Regions from separate parts of the Homo sapiens genome. Here all the other regions are linked to region 2. The links are chromatin contacts, found by Hi-C or POLR2A ChIA-PET in ENCODE. All regions are on one chromosome and are shown on one strand. The core of a region is the stretch at or near the end of the contact, and the rest is flanking DNA. Distances in the headings are between cores, read along the strand shown.

What was found. A loop is a pair of places that touch in the nucleus more often than their neighbours do. ChIA-PET counts read pairs that join two places held with the same protein, here RNA polymerase II (POLR2A). Pooled maps may share reads with other maps.
Region 1: a pooled map shows a loop between it and region 2 (1.8-fold over the local background). The contact joins two enhancer-like sites. A Hi-C loop is called at or near these places in 1 of 50 pooled maps. POLR2A ChIA-PET finds 5 or more read pairs at or near these places in 4 of 52 experiments (BJ, WTC11, activated CD4-positive, alpha-beta T cell and 1 more).
Region 3: a pooled map shows a loop between it and region 2 (2.1-fold over the local background). The contact joins two enhancer-like sites. A Hi-C loop is called at or near these places in 1 of 50 pooled maps. POLR2A ChIA-PET finds 5 or more read pairs at or near these places in 3 of 52 experiments (AG04449, activated B cell and activated T-cell).

What each region holds. Positions count from the first base shown.
Region 1 is chr2:97,948,769-97,953,313 of GRCh38, reverse strand. The region is part of intron 1 of TMEM131 (transmembrane protein 131); the gene reads left to right. Among named protein-coding and RNA genes, the nearest start is that of TMEM131, 45 kb to the left of the region's middle. Within about 2 kb of position 2,558, at least 4 of the 41 ENCODE cell types and tissues checked have a DNase peak (open chromatin) inside an H3K27ac peak, as active enhancers do.
Region 2 is chr2:97,824,485-97,828,860 of GRCh38, reverse strand. All of the region lies in intron 11 of TMEM131 (transmembrane protein 131), which reads left to right. It also overlaps the pseudogene HMGN1P36. Among named protein-coding and RNA genes, the nearest start is that of ZAP70, 110 kb to the right of the region's middle. Within about 2 kb of position 2,425, at least 2 of the 41 ENCODE cell types and tissues checked have a DNase peak (open chromatin) inside an H3K27ac peak, as active enhancers do.
Region 3 is chr2:97,931,212-97,935,752 of GRCh38, reverse strand. All of the region lies in intron 1 of TMEM131 (transmembrane protein 131), which reads left to right. Among named protein-coding and RNA genes, the nearest start is that of TMEM131, 62 kb to the left of the region's middle. Within about 2 kb of position 2,317, at least 2 of the 41 ENCODE cell types and tissues checked have a DNase peak (open chromatin) inside an H3K27ac peak, as active enhancers do.

The DNA.
Region 1 (4,545 bases), core at 1,309-3,808, 120 kb before region 2:
GAAATAAGTTTTATTAGACGGTATGTAGTTGGGTTTTGTCTGACTTTCATTAAGGTCTCTTTGCCTTCTCTGTTTTTTAAAATGCACTTTTCTGAAGTTATTTCATTTCCATACATTGAGCACAGCAGATGTTAAGTTTGTTTTAACCGTCAGTATGATTTAAGAAACTTGATGGAAAAGGATGGTCTCTTATATTTACCCCTTCCTTTGCTCTTGTTTCCTTTATGAAATTCCAAGCTGCCTTTTATTATTTTCTTTCTTTTTGAAGATACTCCTTTAGACCTTCTTTAAGCGTAGGCTTGGTAGTGACAAAATTTTTAATTTGCTAATACCTTTATGTTACCTTCTTTTTTGAAGGATAGCTTTGCTGGTTATAGCATTCATAATTAACAGTTTTCTGTTGTTTTTTGTTTGTTTTGTTTTTGTTTTAATGAGACAGGGTTTCACTCTGTCACCCAGGTAGGAGTACAGTGAGTGGCACAATCATGGCTCACTGCAGCTTGACCTCCTGGGCTCAAGCAATCCTCCCACCTCAGCCTCCTGAGTAGCTGGAACTACATATGCACAGCACCATGCCCAGCTAATTTTTAAAATTTTTTTGTAGTGATGTAGTCTCACTGTGTTGCCCAGGCTGGTCTCGAGCTCCTGGGCTCAAGTGGCCCTCCCGCCTCGGCCTCCCAAAGTGCTGGGGTTGTAGGCATGAGCTACCGTGCTGGGCCCACACAATTGACAGTACTTATGTTTCAGTTCTTATATTTCAGCATTTAAGAAATATGCCACTCCTTTTGCACTTTCATGGTTTCAGACTGAACACCAATTCGAATTGGTGTTCTAGTATAGGTAATGTGTCATTTTTCTTGGTTCCTTTTAAGACTTTTTGTCTTTAGTTTTCAGAAGTTTGTGATGTGTCTTGATATGAATTTCTTTGGGTTTATCCTATCTGGAATTCGCTCTGTAAGTTTATGTCTTTCACCAAATTTGGGAAGTTTTCCTGTATTAATTTTTCAAATCCTCCCTCAGCGTCACATTTTTTCTCCTCTCCTAATGTTAGATTTTTCATTATTGCCCTGGAGGTCCCTGAGGCTTTGTTCATTTTTTTGTTTCAGCCTACTTTTTCTGCAGCTGTTCAGACTGAACAATTCTTTTTTTTTTTTTTGGAGATGGAGTCTCGCTCTGTCACCCAGGCTGGAGTGCAGTGGCGTGATCTTGGCTCACTGCACCCTCCGCCTCCCGGGTTCAAGCGATTCTCCTGCCTCAGTCTCCCAAGTAGCTGGGATTACAGGCGTGCGCCACCACACCTGGCTAATTTTTGTATTTTTAGTAGAGATGGGGTTTCACCATGTTGGTCAGGCTGGTCTTGAACTCCTGATCTCGTGATCTGCCCGCCTTGGCCTCCCATAATGCTGGGATTACAGGTGTGAGCCACTGCGCCTGGCCGAAATTGAACACTTCTTTAGATCTGTCTTCAAGTTCACTGATCCTGTATGGTATTAAAGGACTCTAAAAGGTGGAAAGCGGGTGGACTGGCTAGGGGACGTTAGGACTTGAAACACACTGGACTGGAGTAATTTCCATGCATGTGTGTTGGGGCGGTGTGGTGTGTATGCGTGTTTGTGTTTTTCCCCCGTGTATCCCAGACTGGAGTGGAGTACAACTTGAAATTGCCAACAGGCATAAACAGCAACAAAAACAAAAAACAGAAAACCCTGTCCTCTCTGGCCAAAGGATCAGGAAAAGGGAAGCCCAGGAGGGACTTGCCAATGAGACATTTTACCCAGTGGCAGTAGCAGGCCTAGTCTGCCCACAACAGTGGCCCAGCAGAGATAGAGTGAGAAGCTTACCAGTGAGGTGACTGTAGAACAAGCCACGGGAAATGCTCTTATTCACCCCTCAGGTCTGGCAGTCCCCTACCCACTGGCCTAATCATACTGTGCAGCCTGAGGATGTGCCTTCCACCCCGCTGTGTGGCACCAGAAGCTATCCAGTGGGAGCTCCAGCAGAGCTAGAAGAATGAAGCAGACACATATTACCATCACAGGGGCTTACAAAACTCAATTGTCTTTGGAACTACAGACTACAAAAGTAGACCAGAACCTACACACCAAACCTAACTGACTCCATGTTTTTCTAACTTCCTTAAATCCTTATTTTCACTTAAAGGGATTTTTTTTTTCCTGTTACAATATGTCTGGTTGTGCTGAATGTGAGTCTGCACCATCAGTGAACTGTTGACTTATTCTGCTCTCTGCTTCTGTTCTCTGGTTCTATCATTTTAACTTTAAAATGTGCAACTCTGGTAAATCCCTAAAATTAACAGTGCATGTGTTCTGTAGGAAATGAGTTCCTCTTGGTTTGTTGGCTATTTCCAGCTTATTGTACTTTCTTTACTGCAAATTTAGGCTATTAAAAGGATATTAGTACCTGGAAACTAAGCTCGTTTTCCTCCTTTTAATCCTTATTGGCTAAAATATTAGTCATCTTTGGTTACAAGTTGATGGCTGAGCAGTTTTTCATTCCACAGTGTTGAGAAACTAGACTGGAATCTTGAGCTGATAAACCAGAATGCAGATGTGGTAGATATTGGAGTCTTGGAATCAGCAGACCCATGCCCTAGTTCTGGCTCTGAACTCATTCAACTTCTACATGATTTCTGAGAAACCCGTAATTAAAAAAAAAAAATTATTTCTAAGTCAGTGATGTTAACTGCTCTCCCAGTCTGTTGCTGCCTGAAGGGGAATATCCGGTAAAGAGACCCTGTCCTGATGCTCTTTGCCACAGAGTGTAGAGCTGCTAGCAGGGGGAGAAGCAAGTGTAGGGACATTAGGATCATGGCATACTGGAGAGAGGACTAGGGCTACAGAAGCCACAAGGACAGTCAGGGAGAGGAAAGGTGGAATGTCCATGAAACACAGCACTGCTATCTTCAAACTTTGACTGTTTTTAAATTGAAACATAGCTTATAATCAGTAGAGCACACACATCTTAGGTACGTAGCTTTTTAAATCTTTATATATGTATGTATTTGATTATAGTTAATGATTTTAACTATCATACAGACGAAAATGTAGACTATAAAGCCTTGCGAACACTTTTCATGGGGAAATACTTTTTTCCATTCACTGCTTTAATGAAGTGGTTAAATATTGGCTTGATAAGGTATCTATATGTATAGATGTATTTTTATTTTTTGTCTTGTGCTGAAATTTTGGATATTCTGTAAGAAAGACACGTAATGAGATTGGTAGCCATCATCCTCACAAAACATAGTGATGTGTTTCTCAGAAGGAGGATTTAGTAATGATAGGCCTTTGGGTTTGCAGGTACAAGAAATAAGGCAAGGAAAATGGTTGCAATTTTGGAGTAAGGCCTTCATGTAGTTGATGTGAGATGATGATTTGGAATCCTTCAGAAGCTATTGTATAAAAGTAACCAAAAGAAGCAAGCCCTGTGTGGGGTGTAAAAATAAATACTGACTTTTTTTTTTTTTTTTTTTTTTGAGACAGTCTCACTCTGTCGCCCAGGCTGGAGTGCGGTGGCATGGTCTCGGCTCACTGCAAGCGCTGCCTCCCAGGTTCATGCCATTCTTCTGCCTCACCCTCCCGAGTAGCTGGGATTACAGGTGCCCGCCACCACGCCCAGCTAATTTTTTTGTATTTTTTTTTTCAGTAGAGACGAGGTTTCACCATGTTAGCCAGGATGGCTCGATCTCCTGACCTTGTGATCCACCCGCCTCGGCCTCCCAAAGTGCTGGGATTACAGGCGTGAGCCACCACGCCTGGCCTTGACTTTTAATAAACAGATTTATTGAGGTATAATTAATGTACAATAAACTGCACACATTTAAAGTGTACAGTTTGAGTTATGGCCCATGTGAAACTATTACCATAGTGAAGATTGTGTGAACGTGTGCACTCTCTATTTCCTTGTGACCCTTTGTAGAATTTTCTTACCTCCCTTCCTAATCCCAGGCGACAGTTCTTCTGCTTTCTGTCACTTAGATTAGTTTGCATATTATACAACTTTGTATAAGCAGAATCATACAGTATTTACTCTTCTGTTGTCTCCCTTCTTTCACTCAGCATGATTATTTTTAGATTTGTCTGTAATGTTGCATGTTTGACTGTTTTAGTACTGCATAGTATTCCACTGTGTTGCTGTATCACAATTTGTTTATCCACCCACCCGTTGATGGGAATGTGAGTTGTTTCCTCTTTTGAACTATTACAAATAAAGCTTCCCTAAATATTCATGTACAAGTCTTTCATTTTCATTCACACATACGTTTCATTTCAGTTGGGCAAATACCTAGAAATGGAATGTCTGGTGGGTTATGTGTTCAACTTTTTCAGAAACTACTGGCCTGGCACGGTGGCTCACGCCTGTAATCCCAGCACTTTGGGAGGCCGAGACGGGCAGATCACGAGGTCAGGAGATCGAGACCATCCTGGCTAACATGGTGAAACCCCATCTCTACTAAAAATACAAAAAATTAGCCGGGCGTGGTGGCGGGTGCCTGTAGTCCCAGCTACTTAGGAGGCTGAGGCA
Region 2 (4,376 bases), core at 1,176-3,675:
CAGGACCTAGAAAGGGAAGATGCCATGTTCCCCAACTCCAGAGGTTGGTATAAGAGTTGGAAAGGCATTGAAAGAGTTTGAAAGGCGTTGTCTGATTTCAGAAGCCTTTTCCTGTAAACGCTGTAGTATCCCTGACTGGTTAGTGTAAAAAAACACTCTTCTCCTAAGAAGGTGCAAAGTCCTCCTTTCTCAGCAGTGAGGAGGTCTAGGCCTCAGCAGTTTTGGAGAGTCACTGCTGCCAAAGAGTCTATTTGGGATTGTAGAGTAAGGATAGATTTCATTATTTCTTGCAAACTGTCTGAGAAATCCTTTGAGAGTTTGTGGTAGTAGGATAATGATGTAGATAAACCTGCTATTCTGGTTCCTGTAGCAGTGGCCATCTCTAACCCTATAAGTAGGGGTGTTAGTTGTATGGCCCTGTGCTGAGACACTTGAGCTTTGAGGGGCACAGACCCTATGTCTGATTTCCATAAGATTAGAAGTTAGGATAATATATGTTACACTTTTTTTTTTTCATAATTGAGATTTCATTGGTTGAGGATCGTACAGACATTTCAATTTGTACACAAATCTTAACATACATAACGAAATTCTAAAAAGCCATGTATTGTAATTATTTTTTAAAGTTATTCCAGTGACTTTCCAGCTTAAAATTTGGAAGCAAATTTTCCTTAAGAGGCTATCAAGTACCAGTATCTTCACATGTTGGTCAGCTGTTACATACAGCCCACCAGTTCACAACTCAATAGCACGTACACTACATATTCAAATTTGTAATCTTTCACAGCACAGTAACAAAGTTATTAGGAAAACAGGACTACCACAACCAAAGATGTTACAGAGTGCACACAATTCTGGCAGAGAGAGCCATGATCAAAGAGTGGTTTTCTTTAGGAAACAATTCTACTAAAAAACAACATGGTAATAGAAGTAATTTAAAATGTTCAAGACATTAAATGCAGGACTGACTCCATATTGCCATTTAATATGCTTTGTATTATAGGATATAAAAACTAACCCCCCATCTATGGAATGTTAAGCTGACACCCGAGACAATCAGAGCCTCCCATAATTCAATATCCCACACTATTTTCTGGTTGTACCAAAAAATAAACAACCAGCAAATGATTTCACCTCTTAAAAAAAAGCATTTACACTTAAAAAATGGGATGAGGTGGGATTCCCTCCTTCTTAAAAATGTTTCTAGAGCTACTAAAAAACTTGCATTTACAAAATAGTTGATAAAAATATTCCTCTGGATTGTACAAGAAGGGAGACAGGGACCACTGATAAGACATGGTATATGGTTATTAATCAGACTTGGCTTCTTTCTCTCCTGCTTCATCAGAGGCTGGACTCTCCTCAGTTTTCGTTTCCCCATTTTCTGCAGGTAAATCTTCTTTAGTTTCTTGGTTAGCCACTTCGGCCTGTTTTCCCTTTGCTCCCCTTTTCCCTTTTGTTTGCACGTTTTTGTCTGAAGATTTATCCTTCGCTGCTGCCTTTTTCGGCTTTGCTTCCACTTTTGCAGGAGGTTTAGCTGACAACCGCGCCGATCTCCTCTTGGGCTCTTCCTTGGCAGCGGCTTCAGCGGAGCTGACCTTCCTCTTGGGCATCCTGGCGGCGGGGAAGGCGCGTGCCAGGTGCCTGCGGGCCGCGGCGCGCCAAGAGCCTTCACGAAACTGGGCTGCCTTGCCGCTGCCACTCCTCCCCAACACTGTTAACTTTTAGCAAACTTTTGTTGAAAACCTTGTAAGTTTGGGATTTTAAAATTTTTTTTTTTTTTTTTTTTTTTGCTTATCACTTACTGAATACCCATTGTGTCTTTTTCCCTTAATTGCTTGGGAGGAACCATCTATCGTCCTGTCCTGAAGGGAGTTCCTCCTAGGTCTGGTCGGACCTTTGTATAGTAATTAGTTAAGATTTAGATCCCCTGTTAGGAAACCTGCTGGGTTAAGGATTTTTGATAGGAAGGCTACTGGTTGTCAGTGACCTCAGTGCTTTCAGGCTATGTCCTTGTTTACTCTGACAGCAAGGTGGTATTGGAGTGTTATAGGGTTACAGAGAAGACCTTCAATTATCAATTATAGGTTTTAAATTTACCCTGGCTTTTAAAGGACTAGGGTACACTTTTTTCTTTACTACTTCCATTTCTTTTTCTTTCTCTTTGACTTCTTTTTTGTCTCTCTTTTTTTCTCTTTCTGACTTCCTCTTTGTCTCTTCCCCTCTCTCACTGTTTCTCTTTCTCTCTGACTTCCTCTTTGTCTCTGTCTCTTCCTCTCTCTCTCTGACTTTCTGTCTCTTTCTCTCTTTCCTTTCTGCTGGTCTTTCCCTGCCTCTGCCAGCTGCTTATGCTGCTGTTCTCCCTTCTCCTTCCCCTTTTGATGGCTTCGGCGGTGTGAGACTGCCACCTCTTTGGATTTTTGTACTGCGTGCAATAACTCCATAATTTCCTTGTGGTATTTAATGGGGGTTCCCCTAGAGGTTAGGAACTCCCTTTCTTTCCATATTGCAGCATGGGCATGTAGGAATAGATAAGCATACTTGCTATCTGTATACACACATTTATTCTTTTTCCCTTTCTCAGTTTTAAGGCTCAGGTAAGTGCCACTAGTTCTGCTAACTGGGTGCTGCTCCCTAGGAGAAGAGGCTTACTTTCAAGTACGGTTGCATCATTAACTATGGCATAACCTGCCCTTCATATCCCATTTTCCACAAATGAACTTTCATCAGTATATAGGTTAAGTTCAGGATTAGCTAAGGGGACTTCTAAGAGATCATCTCAGGTGGCATAAATCTGGACTATAATTTGTCAGCAGTCATGCTCGATTGGTTCCCCATCCTCTGGGAGAAAAATGGCAGGGCTGAGGGCCACACATGTACATATTTGAAGCACCGGTTGCTCAAGGAGTAGCATCTGCTATCTAAGTAGGCGGTTGTCTGATAGCTATAAACTTCCTTTGGCACCTACTATGCCATTTACATCATGAGTAGTCCAGACAGTGAGATCCTTTCCTTGTATTATTTTGATAGCCTCTGACACTAAGATGGCCACTGCCACAACCACTCATAAACAGTGAGGCCAGCCTTTTGCTACTACATCAGTTTTCTTACTTAGGTATGCCGCTGGTTGTGGGGTTGTCCCACGAGTCTGAGTAAGGACTCCAAGAGCTATCCCTGCTCTCTCTCTGACGTATAAAGAGAAGTGTTGTCCTGTGAGAAGGCTTAAAGCTGGAGCTTGTAGTAGGGCCTGCTTTAAGGTTTTGAAGGCTGTTTCTGCCTCTGGTTCCTATTCTACTAGATGAGTATCTGCCCTCTGGGTCTCCTTGATTAGAGCATAGAGTGGTCTGGCCATCTTGCTGTATCCGGGGATCCATAGTCAACAAAAGCTGGTGATGCCAAGGAACCCCCGTAACTGTTTTGTCTTAGGGTGAGGATAAGCCAGTATAGGCTGTATTCATTCCTTGCTGAGGGCACTGGTCCCTCTAGCTAAGATTAGGCCTAGATATTTGACCTGCTGTAGGCAAAGCTGGGCCTTCGACCTAGATGCCTTGTACCCTTGATTAGCTAGAAAGTTCAAGAGATCTAGAGTAGCCTGCTGGCATGAGGCTTCCGAACTGATAGCCAAAAGTAAGTCATCCACATACTGAAGGACCAGAGTGCCTGGACTTGAGAAGTGGCCTAGATCATGGGCCAGTGCCTGACCAAACAGATGAGGGCTATCCCTAAACCCTTGGCATAAGACCGTCCACATAAGTTGGGACATGTGGTCTGTGGGATCCTCAAAGACAAAGAGAAACTGGGAGTCAGAGTGCAGGGGAATACAGAAGAAGACATTCTTGAGGTCCAGAACAGTGAACCATTCTGCTTTCTCTGGTATTTGAGAGAGCAGGGTATAGGGGTTGGGTACAACTGGATATAGAGGAATTACTGCCTCACTGATGAGTCTAAGATCTTGCACTAGTCTAAGATCTCCACTGACCATTCGGTTTTTGTACTCCTAGAATTGGGGTGTTGCAGGGACTGCTGCATTTCCTTACTAAGCTTTGAGCTTTTAAATGTTTAACAATATCCTGTAATCCTTTATGAGCTTCAGGCCTTAAGGGATATTGCCTTTGATAAGGAAAAGTAGTGGAGTCTTTTAGCCTGATTTGAACTGGGTGGGCATTTTTTGCCCTTCCAAATTGTCCTTCCAATGCAGAGACTTCAGGGTTGATTCCCTCCTCAAGTAGGGGACAACAAATGGGTAACTTGTTCCCCATATTCATGTAGGTAATAGCTCCAGCTTTGGCTAATATATCTCTCCCTAATAAGGGTGTGGGACTTTCAGGCATAACGAGAAAGGCATGTGAAAAGAGCAAAGTCTCCCAATTACAACT
Region 3 (4,541 bases), core at 1,068-3,567, 110 kb before region 2:
TCTGATGCTGCCAATTTTCTTGTTCTTGTTAGAATTTTCAAATGTCCCTAACTTTGCCATTTTCACTGACAGTACCTCTGTTGCTTTTTTTTCTTCTTCTGTGCTATTTTGTTTCTTCAAACTATTCTCAACTTTTGCTGTCAAAACCAGTTGATTGAATTAACATTGATAATGGCATGTAGGTCCTGAAATTAAATTTCATTATCTTAATATTATAAATATTAACCCATTTAAGAATCACTATTACAAAAACATTTTGAAGATAAACTATTGAGCAGGTAGAACTAATTACCAGAATTTATCATTAGCTATTTCATTTTTTAATACAGATTCTTATTGAGATCATTTTAGAATCATACACTGTTATAAGAAGTTATACAGAGAGATCCTGTGTAGCCTGTACCTGGTTCCTCCCAATGGCAATATCTTGACAAAGAATACTACAAAGTCACAACCAGGATGTTGATCTTTTGATAGGAATGGGTATTTCATTTTCACCATCCTGATATTGTGGCTTTCATTACCATTTCCCTGATGGTTAATGATGTTGAACATCTTTTCACTTGCTTATTGGATTGTTCTTTTCTGTTTGTTTTTGAGTTCTTTATATAGCCTAGATCTTTAGACTTTTGTTAAATATGTAGTTTGCAAATATTTTATACCTTTTCGTAGTTTGTCCTGTCCTACTCTTAACAGGGTCATGTGAAGGGCAAAGTTTTTAATTTTGAATGAGGTACAACAATTTATCATTTTTTTTTTCTGGATTGTGCTTTTGGTGTCAACTCTAGGAACACTGCCAAACCTTAGATCCTGAAGATCTTCTCTATCCTTTTTAAAAAGTTTTATAGTTTTACATTTTAAATTTAGAGCAGTGATGTATTTTGAGTTAATTTTTGTATAAGTTGTAAGGATTAGGTCAGGGTTCTTTAAGAAAAATATTGTTTTGGTCTATAGATGTCTCATTGCTTCTGTGCTATTTGTTGGAAAAGCTGTTCTTCCAATGAATTGCTTTTGCAATTTTGTCAAAACCAGTGAGGCATATATGGTTCTGTTTCTAGGTGTTCTACTCTCTGCAAGTGATTTATGTGTCTATCCCTCTGCCAATATCACACTGCCTTGGTTACTGAAGTTATGCAGTAAGACATAATGTCTGGTGGAGTGATTCCTCTCACTTTATTCTTGTTTTTGAAGATTGTTTTTAGCAATTCTAGGGTTTGTTCCTATCTAATTTTTTGTATAAGCTTGTCAACAAAAAATTATCCTGGGATTTTTACAGGGTTTACATTAAACCCACAGATTAATTTGGGAAGAATTAACATCTTTACATTTTGAGTCTTTTAATCCATGAATATAGTGTGTCTTCTTGTTTATGTAGATCTTCTTTGATTTATTTCATCAGCATTTTGTATATTTCAGTACATATGTCCTGTGCATGCTTTCTTAGATTTATATCTGAGGTACTTCATTTTATTTGGAGTCGTAAATGGCGTTGTAAATGGCATTTTAATGTTGATTTTTGCATATTCATTGTTAGTATATAGAAATGTACTGGATTTTAGGATTTAGACCTTGTATTCTGCAACTTTGCTATATGTACTTATTACCTTTAAGAAGGACTTTTCTTTTTGAGTCCTTGGGGTTTTTACATAGACAAGTATGTAGCCTGCAATTAGGGAGTTTTATTTCCTTTCCAGTGTGTTCGTCTTTTTTTTTTCCTTGCCTTGTTAAAGTGGCCAGAACTTCTAGCACATGTTGAATAGAGTGAGAGCCACATCCTTGACATGTTCCCAGTCTCAGGGCCTATATATTCAGTCTTTTACTGGTAAGAAGGATATTACCTAGAGGTTGAGATTGAGGTAGTTCTACATTTCTCCTATCTTCTTGAGAGTTTTTATCATGAAGAGGTGTTCGGTTTTGTCAAATACTTTTTCTGTGTCAGTTGATATGATCATGTGTTTTTCCTCTTTAGCCTGTTGATGGGGTGAATTACAATGATCAGTTTTTGAATTTTGGGTGAGTCTTGCATACCTTGAGTAAAAGTCACTTGGTCGTGATGCATAATTTTATACATTGCTGGGTTCAATTTGTAATTTTTTTTTTGTCTAAGTTAATGAGTTTTGTAGTTTTTAAAATAACATGTATGTAGCATAAAATTCAGCATTTATAACTATTTTAAGTGTACAATTCAGTAGCATTAATCACAATGTTATACAAACACCACCATTCTTTTTTCATTACCCTAGAGACTCAGTAACCATTAAGCCACAACTCCTCACTTCCCCCTACCCTGTTGCCCAGTAACCTCTAATCTACTTTCTGTCCCCGTGAATTTGCTTATTCTACATTTTTCATGTGAGTAGAAGCACAGTATTTGCCCTTTTTTGTCTAGCTTATTTCACTTACTATAATATTTTCAAGGTCCATCCATGTTGTAGCATATATCAGAATTTCATTCTTTTTTGTGGCTGAATAATATTTCATTATGTAACTGCCATGTTGATCCATTCATCTGTGATGGACACTTGGTGTTTCTGTTTGGAGACTTTGGGTACTATGGTCACGCATCACTCAACGTGGAAAACATCCTAAGTGGTGTTAGGCCATTTAATCATTGTGCTAACATAGAGTGTACCTACACAAACCTAGGTGGTATAGCCTACTACATACCTAAGGTATATGATACAGCCTATTGCTCCTAGACTGCAAGCCTGTACAACATGTTACTATACTGAATACTGTAGGCAGTTGTAACACAATGGCAAGTTTTCGTGTATCTAAACATAGAAAAGGGTACAGTAAATACAGTATTATAATCTTATGGAGCCACCATCATCTATGCAGTCCATCGTTGACCAAAACATTACATGGTACATGACTGCATTTAAATACTTTGTTTTAACAGTCAGCCTATTTAGGTTTATCATATAGGTCCTGACTAGGGCCTGCTGTTTTGGGCTATAGTTCCAGTAATAGCTTAGTTTTTAGAGCATTTGCAGTGCGAGCTTCAGAGTTTTAGTGATTTTCTGATACTGAAGCTGCTAAGAGTAGTTGGTGGTTCTTGAGCATTAGTTCTACATTTTATAACTGAAGTTTACAGATCTTTTTAGATGACTTAGATTCTTTAGGATAAGGTGAAAATTAATTATGGTATTTTGTCTTTAGCTATAAAATTAATTTTGAAAAACCTTTCTGGCTCATCTTTTTAGATGTATGGTATATATCCTGCACATCTGAATTACATAGGATTATATTTTGAGTTTTAGTAAACAACATGGGCATTAGCTTCTTTAGGAAGTTGATGATATTGAGTGGTCTTGATAAAATTAAAATATGGTTTATATGAGTTCCCTTGTACTTCTAATGTGGCAAGAAGACAAGTATATGTTACATTTTTCAGATAATAAAACTAATGAGGGAAGAAACAAAGCTTTGATCATAAAATGTCTTTAAGCTCGAAGGGACCCATGTGGACCTAGTCCAGGATGTTTTAAAATTGCTATTGAGCCCTTTGTTGAAACAAAATATTGAGCAAGTGTAACTGTAAAAGAGATATTGATGTATTTAACAATGTTGAATTCTAAAATAGCAGTGTCTTTTTTTTTTTTTTTTTTAAGACAGGGTCTTGTTCTGTCACCCAAGCTGGAGTGCATTGGCACTATCTCAGCCCACTGCAACCTCTGCCCCCTGGGCTCAAGCACAATGTCATTATCCTAACCAGAATTTCTTATCTTATGTTTTTCAGACTTGCTTCTAGGCACAGATTATTGACAAGCAAACCAGGAACTTTTACAGATTGTGATAAGAATTAAGATAGGGAATATAATAGAGGATAACTGGGCTGCTCTGAGAAGCCAAGGAGGGCCACACTGTGAGTGGGGTCAAGGCTGAGACTTGAAGGAGGAGAAGATGCCAGCCATAACAACAGCATGCTAGGCAAGGTGACTCTGTAACACAGCTTTGGGGACCCTCCTGAGGCCTGCCTGTGTGGCCCTTTCTTCTGTTCCTAGTTTTTGTAGAAGAAAGTTTAAAAATCGCTGATTTGACTAGTCCAGCCTTCTCCTTTTGTGGGTGAGGAGATTGTGAAGGCTAGAAGGTAAAGATATGCAATGACAACCTAGGTTCCTAATGCCTGATACCACCCCCCACAATATGGCATAAATTTTTCTACTAGTTATTTACAGCATTTGTTTTTTTCATGAGTTATTTTAGATGTATTAAAATTGCAAATTATATTTATTCATCAGTTGTAATATTCAGAAAAATACCTTCACCTAAAAGAAAAACAAAAACTTAGTAGACAAAGATTTGTCTTTAAAGTGAAAGATATTTTTAATCTTAACTAAATGAAATAGGGAAGTAAACAGTTTGTGAACTTCTGTTTTGAAAGCAAGTGTTCCTATTTTGAAACAACTGACACATTGACATTTTTACACTGATTATAAATGGCTTTGTTACTCACAGACAGCTTAGAGATGTGGGTCGGTGTGAGGAGCTTAAAGTAGATCTTACTGAGCCCAGCTTCAGAGTAAATATGAGTAGAA